2 separate regions of the Mus musculus genome follow, and region 2 is linked to region 1. Evidence: chromatin contacts called from ENCODE Hi-C or POLR2A ChIA-PET data. All regions are on one chromosome and are shown on one strand. The core of a region is the stretch at or near the end of the contact, and the rest is flanking DNA. Distances in the headings are between cores, read along the strand shown.

Region 1 (4,515 bases), core at 810-3,309:
TTGTACACACACACCTCTATACTGCTCGGCCAGTATAGCCCACCATGTTCTTAGAACAAATCCTTTACCAACTTAACATAGTACAGCTCTTGGAGGCCCACGGAGAGCATTTCAGCCGTAACAAAGCCTCAGTTAACTTCCCTGCACCTTAAAACCCCGTTGGCACCCAGTCCCCTGGCCCTCCTGAGCTTCACCCCTGCCTCATCAGCAGCACAGTCCAACTAATCACCCTCTCCCCAGCTCTTGCTCTGCTATCCTCAGAGGCTCAGAAAGGACCCACAGCAAATCCTCCTCACTCTTTCCAATTCTAAGGTTTCAGTCATCACTCAGAGAGGACCCACGAGCCTGACTGCCGGCCCTACTCCGTTCCTCCAATCCTTCCTTCACAGGCCAGCTGCTGGGACAGAGCTCATATACTGACATCATATACATGCTCAACATGACATGCCCAACGGCACAGGCCCAAAGCATCCGATGAAAACTCCCCTCACACCACGCTCCTGCAGCCACTCATTTCTGGAGAGGGTGTCTTCACTGCACAGTGTCTAGGGCCCCCAAAGCCCCCCAACCCAATGTGCTATCCCTCGTCTCATTACTTTGGGACATCATTTATCTTGAGAAGCCTCCTCAAATCTTAGCCCCAAATCTAAGAAAATAGCCAATATAAACCATTCAAGCTGTCATTTTTACTAAAGACTATCTGGCCAGTTAACAGAGGTGTGGATTCTGTGGGTTAAGATCCGGTTGGCTTTTTTGTTTTGTTTTGTTTCTGCCATTCCACTAACAGGATAACTAAAATGTATATAGGGGAATGTGTGCCTATTTCGGGTACCATCTACCTGCTCCATGGCCTTTAACAGCTTTTGGATAGGCAAGTATCTATCTCTCTAGTATGGTGTCTGGCATGTAGTAGGTGCCCAATAAATGTTTACTCAATATTGAATAAAGTACTAAGAGCCAATTCCAACAAGTCTGGAAAGGACTGCAGGGAGTCCCTGAAACCTGGCTCCTGGAACAGCCTTCTTAAGCTCACACCAGGAGGGACTCATCAGGCTAAGCACAGCCCCCTTAACCACTTGCTCTCCACGAACAAGTACTGAGGAGCTGCCTCAACTCTCCTCCTCTCCAACACATCTCTCCTCAAAGGTGACATCAGCACCTAGTGGCACTTAGTGCTAGATCCCTCCTCCTTCTCAGAGAAACCACCTACAACATATTTCCAAGTCCTCCAGGCCAACCTCCCTTCCTACCAATCATAAAACCCTCAACACCCGTGCTGGGAAATACCCCTACTGTGTTCACTAATCAACCCTATCATTCCCACCCCCACCCCAGTTCAGTAATCTCTATTACGAACCTCTTTTCCTGTTGCGCCCACCCTCATCCCCACCCCCAACCAGGCCCTCGGCTGGCCATTCCTTCCACCCCACCGCCCCAGCACTGCGGAGATGGGGGCATCTCTGGTACAGCCTGACAGTTGAAGGAATGCAGAGCTGGCGATAGTAACCAAGGGCGAAAAGAGGCATGCGGGAAGGAGGAAGACCCCCGGGAAGATCGAAGACTTCAGCCTCTCACCAGCGCTCGCCCAAAGAAGCAGAGTTGGCCCCCAAGCCCAGAGGCGCTTTTGCTCTGACTCTCCTGGAGAGGATGAGGGGGCGCAGTCCACCCGGCTGCCCCCTCCCAGAGAGAGGATGGAGCTGAGGGCGAACTCCACGCCCTCCCTGCAAAACGGGCATCGACCCCCATCCTCATCCCCAAGGGCACAGGGCACAGCAAAGGCGAGGGGCAACGAATTCCGCGCCCCGCAGAGATACATCCAGACCAGAAGAGGCTGTTTCCCAAGGCGCACTAACAGAGACTCCTCCTCAAACTGTTCAGGGGAGCTGGAGCTGGGAAAAGGGGTATCCTTCCCCGCGGAGTGGCTGTGGGTGCTCACCTGCGTGGAATCGCCGAAGGCCCAGCGGTAGCAGGGCGCCGCCCCCGACCTCGGCAGCGCGAGGCGTCCTAGAGGCAAGCCTGCAAAGGTAGCTGCAGCCTCCACCGCCCAGTACCGTGGCCTCAAGGACCCGCCCCCTTCCTCCGCGGATACCCTGGCCCCACCCCTAAGGGCGGGGCCTGGCCATATCCCCCGAGGCCACGCCCCCACGCCCGGGCGCTCCCCAGCCCTGGTTCGCACGTGACAAGGGCGCTGCTTTGATGCTGTGCGCCATCTTGGTCGAGCCTGAGAGGGCAGGGCAAGCATTTAATCTGGTAGATGTTCTGGCCCTAAAACTTGGAATGCAGAGCACATCCCTCTTTTCCTCTGTTGAACTCACCTTCCTAAGTCTAGTCTGTTCCCTAAATGGCCAGTCGTCTGTCGCCCTTCACACCTGTTCTCGCTCACATATTTTTAAGTGGAGAAACTGGAAACCCAGATACTCTTGTATTGTAGTATGTGCCTCAGTGAATTGTGACTTGCTTTTGGGCATGTGACTGCCCTAACGCTGTTACTACAAAATGAAGTGTTTGTCTGATACATACATCCTATGAAAACATGCTCAAATGCCAAAATTCTGACAAATTTTAGCTAAACCGATTTTCCTGAATTGTTCCCTTTCCCTGCCCCCGTGGCTATTAATGTATCTTTTCCATCTGGTTTGTGAAATTTCATTTCAGTGCCTACTCAAATCCTTCACAGATACCCCATAAGCACTGTTATGAGTGTGAAGAACTGTTTTGGGTTTGGTTTTTTTTTTTTTTTTTTTTTTTTCTCCCTTTTTAGGTTTTTAAGACAGGGTTTTTCTGTGCAGCCCTGGCTGTTCCGGAACTATGTAGACCAGGCTGGCCTCCATCTCCTAGATTCACCTGCTTCTGCAGGCTGCCTGTGCTGCCACCACCCAGCAGCAGTGAACTGTTCTATATACAATGTGCACATAGGCAGTTACAGATATATACACATCTTGCAACAGTGTCCTATAAAGGCTGAAGCTGAGGTCAGTTAACATAGCCTTTCATTCCCTCTCTCCCAATATATCCAATTTTCCTTTCATCTTTAGAAAATGGCAAGGAAATTAATTCTGATAGGGGTTGAGAGGAGCTGAATCTGTTATTTGTCTGACACTCTGAACAAGAATATATACATCAAGAAGTGAAAAACATTAGTCAGTTTTTAAACCCAGAGCCTACCAAGTTTCAGTCGTTCTCTAGGTGGACTAGTTTTTACAAAAAGGCAATCCTTGACTCTTCACACCCTTCCATTAACAAAACATGAATAATGCCAGAAAAGGCAACTCAGCCAATGCTGAGGAGACTGCAGCCATGGTAACCATGAAGAACCATTTTACCAAGTGTTGGCAATGTGCTAAGACCACAGCAGAGGCAGCAGGAACTTCAAAGGGAGGCTATAGCATCTATCATCATACCATGGAGTTTGACATAAAAACTCACAAGTTGAGCCAGAAAACAATTAAGCCACATTTATTTCACCCACTCAGGGTAAACCTAAATGGGAGACACACAATCCACAAGGACAACTTCCCCTGCTCCATGGCATCTTTTGTTCAGGGAACTCCAGACTCTGTGCTTCTTTTCTTCTGCCTCTAGGCAGCTTCTGACTGCAGAGATCTGTGGAGGCTTACTGTCCTAGGGTTTTTGTTTGCTTTGTTAATTAAGTACCCAAATTCTGGTGGTTCTTTTTATTGACCCAGGCTCACTATCTGTTCAACCAGTGACAGCATGCCCCTCAGTGTGGGTACGGCTGCTGTCAGCAGCAGCATTAAACAGATGCTTAAGAATGGTCTTTAAATAGCATGGGGTGGGGAAAGATAAAAACCAACATACTCATTTAGCAATTTAGCTCACAAAAGTATCCACCCCACAATATTTTTATGTTTAAAGAACATTTTCTGTCTTTGTCCTGTCTGGTGACTCACCCAACAACTCCAGGCAGCTAAAGTAAGAGGATTAAGTGCAAGGCCAGCCTGGGCTACACAGCAAGACCCTGTCTCCAAAGGACTATTTTTGTGGGGCAGGGAGGCTGGACTGCAGCGCTACAGGATGAACTCCAGGTCTTGAGTAGGAGAGCATTGTCTTAATGAGCATCTCCTGCCACATCCAGGTGGGAAAGGAAGCAGTAAGACTTTCTTCTTAGCAAAAGAAATAAACAAAACCCCACCCACATCCTTTTCTCAGAGCATGCCAGTGACAGTAAGAACTGTGACTAAGAAGGGTGTCAACATCTCTGTATGAAGACCAGGATCCTGAATGCACACAGGATGATTTAAAAAGGAAAAACAAAGATATCAAAGGACAGGACAGGGCAGAGAAAAGCCACTAATTGCTCTATTTGAAGGCTGCTTTCAACATGCAATGTATTTTTTAAAGATGACCTTTAGCATTATAAAGCCTAACAATTTAATGTAAACACAATTTTCCTAAACTCTGCCTTACCTTTCAGTTAATGCATAGCTATCTGAAAGATTCAAATAACTCATTGTTTTACTTTTTCCTCACACTCTGCCTCCTCTTTGTACCACT
Region 2 (4,515 bases), core at 895-3,394, 71 kb after region 1:
GGGTTCTAGGACACTAGGGCCCTAATAGGAGGGGATGGAGAAAGAGGAAGAATTTACATCTTGTTAGCAGACATGTACCCGGTACCATTTGAAGGATTTTGCCTATATTGCACAATATAATCCTTATGCTAATCCTGTGAGTTGAAGATTAAGGATTTGTGAGAAGAAATGCAGCTGGTCAGTGGTTGGCAGAGCCAGAAGCTGAATTTAGGATTATCTGTAGCCAAAGCCAAAACAAACCAAGAGCTGAGCATTGGAAACTGCTTGGATCTTTTGGAAACAGGTGAGGGAAGAGCAGTTCACAGAAGGATCAGGATGCAAAAGCCAGAGGAATGAGAAGTAGGAGAAATTTACTAAGGTCCAGAATACCAAAGAAAGATGGAAGAAGATGAGGCCCGATGGAAGAAGCTTAAAGCCAGCTTGCAAAGGGCCATGCTGTGGGCGGTGGTGGGGCTCCCCTGCCAGATCTCCATTAGTGTGAGGGCAGCCTGGCCTGCAAGCTCTACCCAGAGAAACTATCTTGAAAAAAACAAAAGATTTTTAAAAACAAATAATTTAACACTTAAAGGGGGAGCAGCCGGGCGTGGTGGCACACACCTTTAATCCTAGCAGGAGGCAGAAGCAGGCAGATTTCTGAGTTTGAGGCCAGCCTGGTCTACAAAGTGAGTTCCAGGACAGCCAGGGCTACGCAGAGAAACCCTGTCTTGAAGAAAAATAAAGTTTCCAGATTTTGTTTTGTACAGCAGGTAATTTATTATTATTATTTTTATTAAAATATAGGTTTCTAGTCAACTGTTTTTTTTAAAGATTTATTTATTTATTTTATGTATATGAGTATACCATTGCTCTCTTCAGACACACCAGAAGAGGGCATTAGATCCAATTAAGATGGTTATGAGCCACCATGTGGGTGGCTGGGAATTGAACTCTGGACCTCTGGAAGAACAGTGGGTGTTCTTAACTGCTGAGCCATCTCTCCAGCCCCAGGTAATATATTAACAATAGCTAGTTGTTATGAAACTCTATCCATTTGCCAGGCATCATGCAGACACTGCCTTAGTCCTGACAGACCTGAAAGTAGCACCTGAAATGTCCTTAGTCCTGACAGACCTGAAAGTAGCATCATTTCCCTTCGTTTTCAAGGTTAAGTAGTGATTTGGAAGGACTCAGTAATGTGTAAAGATCGGCTGGCTTGGGAAGGAAACTGGATCTACAAGAACCCAGAGTCTATGCTTTTAACCAGAACAAAGTTGACTTCACTCTCCTGGGGCATCCATCTAGCATTTGGTCACCTTTTCTTGCATTTAGAGCAGTAACAGCTGTGCATCGTTTTTTGGAGTATAAGAAAATGAACACTCCCAAAATACTATATTGTGTGGTTCAGTTCCGGCAGAGAAGCACACTATATTGTCTTCTAAGATGTGCCCTCTGGGTCACATGGGAACATGGACTGGCACAGAAAATTGTCAAGCTAGGCTTGTTTGAAATAACTTCTCCCTTTCTGATAAATAACAGGAACCAAAAGTTAAATCAGTTGAGTGAATAGATTCATGGTAGTCGTTCCATACATAGCATACCAGAAGAAGAGAGGGAGGGATTTGGAAAATGGATATAGAAATAGTTTCGGAGCTGTATGGTAGCCCACATTTGAAATCCTAGCATTTGAAAGGCTGAGATAGGATGGCCTCGAGTACAAGGCTCACCTGGGTTGCACAATTAAACCCTTTCTCAAACAAAAATAAAAGTGTGGGTTGGCGTTGTTTAATCCTGCCACTAGGGAGGCGAATCTACAGGGCGAATTCGGGACAGCCAGGGCTACACGGAGAATCCGTGTCTTGGAAAAAGGGGGGAAAAAGTGTTTCTGTACTAGAGATATAGTGGCTTGCCTAGAGGTACAATTCCCAGTACTAAGAGAAGGAAAAAAAAAGTGTTTCGGAGCTGAAAAGCGAGGCCGTGGGGTGGGAAACTAAGATTGCCTTCCCAGCTCCCTACTCCCAGCTCCCTACTCCCCTACACGCGCCCGTCGTAGGCCGGGAGAAGAGGCTTTTGCAGTCCGCCAGTGTAGGGCCAAGCTGGGACAGCCAGAGCCAGCGATTGGTCAGATCAGGGGCGGGGCGGGGCGAGCCTGAGCGCGCCCTGATGATTGGCACGCGCAGGAATGCCTGGATCGGAGCGGGTGAGGTAGCGCCGGGAAGGTGACGCGGCTGCGGAGGTGACGCCGTGCGGTCGCGCGGCCCTTCCGGCGCGGGCAGGGCGCTGAGGATCGGGCGCCCCTCGGCCGCAGGCCGCCTCCAGTGCCGCGGGATGTAGCGCCCGGGCCCGCGGCCCCCAGCAGAGGCAGCCAGCCAGGCCGTAAGTGTCCCGGGGGTGGGCGGGGCGCGGGCCCTGCAGGCTCTGGAGGGGACAGCACGGGAGTGGCCCGCCCCTGGATCGTCGCTCACCGCCCGGCCCTCCGAAAGGTCCTCCGTAAACATTTCCGGCCCCTCCCACCGCGCACCGCCTCCGTTCGGGGGGCTGCTCGCCGCCGTCGGGGCCCGGCAGTCCGCGAGTGCTGTCTCCGCAGCCGCGCGGTAGACGGCCGCGTTCCAGCCCTGCTGGCGACCCCCGGAGTTGAGCCTGCGAGTTGGGTGCGGGAACACCGGCCCTGGGTGGCCGGGAACCCTAAGGCCACCACCGCGATCCGCAGGTCAAACGTGACGGGGCTCCCTCCTGGATAGGGTCGGTCGGGAAGTTGATGGAGACTCGACAGGCCTAAGGTACTACTCAACTAGAATGTAAACAAGATGCCGAAGTGTTGGGAAGGGCCAGATTTCATCTCAGAAATCTAGGGTTGATGGATGCTGGTTTGTTTGAGAATTTGAGTCTCGCACTTGCTTTTAAGAAAATAAAGTGGCTCGCCGTCAGTTTCTGGCGGTTCGTAGTTGAAGAAGCTGGACAAATTTCAGTTTACATAGTTTCAGATGTCAGCGGAGCACTAAGAGACCATGGGATCTTCTATAATAATAATCTGATTATTTCCCTCGGGTCTTTAGCAGACAGACCAGAAAACCCAGCAGTTAAGTTGTGTGGTAAATCAAACGAAGATGGCAATAGGTGGTTCTTTGCAGAACCAAAGCCATGTTGGGATGTGCTCACTGCTTTTTTTTTTTTTCCTTTTGATAATGCAGGGCAGGCTGTGATGGTGCAGTCGCAGTTCCTGAGAGTTTATAGCATCAGTCCACTGCCAGGAACTCAGTCAGATAGGATGGCGCTAAGTGGATTGCAATGTCAGGGTTCCCGGCCTGCAGCCACTGCATTTCTTTATTACAGAAGTAGTTTTTGTGTCCATTTTTTGTGAAAGGTCTTTGAGAAGTCAGTCTTCAAAAGCTGGTGTTATTAGTGAAGTATTAGACATTGGTGTGGGCCTTCAAACACTGCACCTACTCCCGCAGGGTAATCTCCGCTGGGGTGTTCACAGTAGCCCAGAAACGACAAGATTTTTGAGAAAGAAGTAAATGAGTGGCTTTACCCGTGTGAAAGATAAATTAAGGAAGCAGCCTTAATTTCATAGCCTCTGCGCCTCCCTCCCCTCACTCCACCCCCCCCCCCTCACGGCAGGAGGAGGGGAGCGGTCAGCACCTTAAAATGAATGGTAGGCTAAGTTGTGTCACTTCAGAGTGACCTCATTTTCTTAAGCTTCCTGATGGAAAGTGCATTATTCGATGCTCTGGGTAGCCATGCTACCATGTAAACCGCTGTTTACACAACTGTACCCCTGGAATGCCCTGCCTCAGATGTCCATGCCTATCAAATCTTAAGATCTACGAAGTTTTGATCATCTCTACTAAAGTGAAGTTTTTCTTCTCAGTTCCTCCAGCACCTGTTAGCTCTTAGCTTCATAATGATGCTATCAGAAAACAAATTATCACCTAGGTGGAAGGGACGCGTACTTTTAATCGTTATCCCAGCACTTGGGGGCAGAGACAGGTGGATCCCTGAGTTCGAGGCCAGCCTGGTCTACAGATTGAGTTCCGGGACAGCCAGGGCTACAAAAAGAAATCCTATCTCAAAACAACAACAACAAAAAGAGGAAAAGGAGGAAAAATAAAAGAAAATTTTCAATAAACACCCTTAAGATATTTTAAAAATGTGTACAGCTGTTTGGGCCATATGTTAATGCCTGTTGCCCACAGAAGATGGGTTCAAAACTGAACCTATGTGAATGCTAGATATAAAGCAAGGCCCTCTGGAAAAGCAGCCAGTGCTTTTAGCCATTCGGCCATGCTCCAGCCCTCAGCAACCCCCTTTTGGTTGCTGCTTTGTTTTTTTGTTTTTGTTTTTGTTTTGTTTTGTTTTGTTTCTAGACAGAATTTATCTTCGTAGGCCTAGCTGTCCTGAAATTCTGTAAATCAGGCTGGTCTGGAGCTCAGATTTGCCTGCCTCCACCTTCCAAATGCTAGAATCAAAGGTGTGTACCACTACCACCACCGGCCGCCACCTGGCTTAGCAACCCTTCTTAAAGGACCTCACCAACCT

The links. A loop is a pair of places that touch in the nucleus more often than their neighbours do. ChIA-PET counts read pairs that join two places held with the same protein, here RNA polymerase II (POLR2A).
Region 2: POLR2A ChIA-PET joins it to region 1 with 10 read pairs in embryonic stem cell. The contact joins the promoter of Adipor1 here to the promoter of Ppfia4 in region 1. A Hi-C loop is called at or near these places in 1 of 37 maps with a recorded cell type or tissue (T-helper 17 cell). POLR2A ChIA-PET finds 5 or more read pairs at or near these places in 3 of 5 experiments (all embryonic stem cell).

The regions. Positions count from the first base shown.
Region 1 is chr1:134,342,657-134,347,171 of GRCm38, forward strand. It overlaps Ppfia4 (protein tyrosine phosphatase, receptor type, f polypeptide (PTPRF), interacting protein (liprin), alpha 4), which reads right to left and starts at 2,060. Exons shown (of 29, transcript NM_001374777.1): 1 at 1,937-2,060. It overlaps Tmem183a (transmembrane protein 183A), which reads right to left. Exons shown (of 8, transcript NM_020588.2): 8 at 3,441-4,515.
Region 2 is chr1:134,413,234-134,417,748 of GRCm38, forward strand. Adipor1 (adiponectin receptor 1) reads left to right here and starts at 2,145. Exons shown (of 8, transcript NM_028320.4): 1 at 2,145-2,352.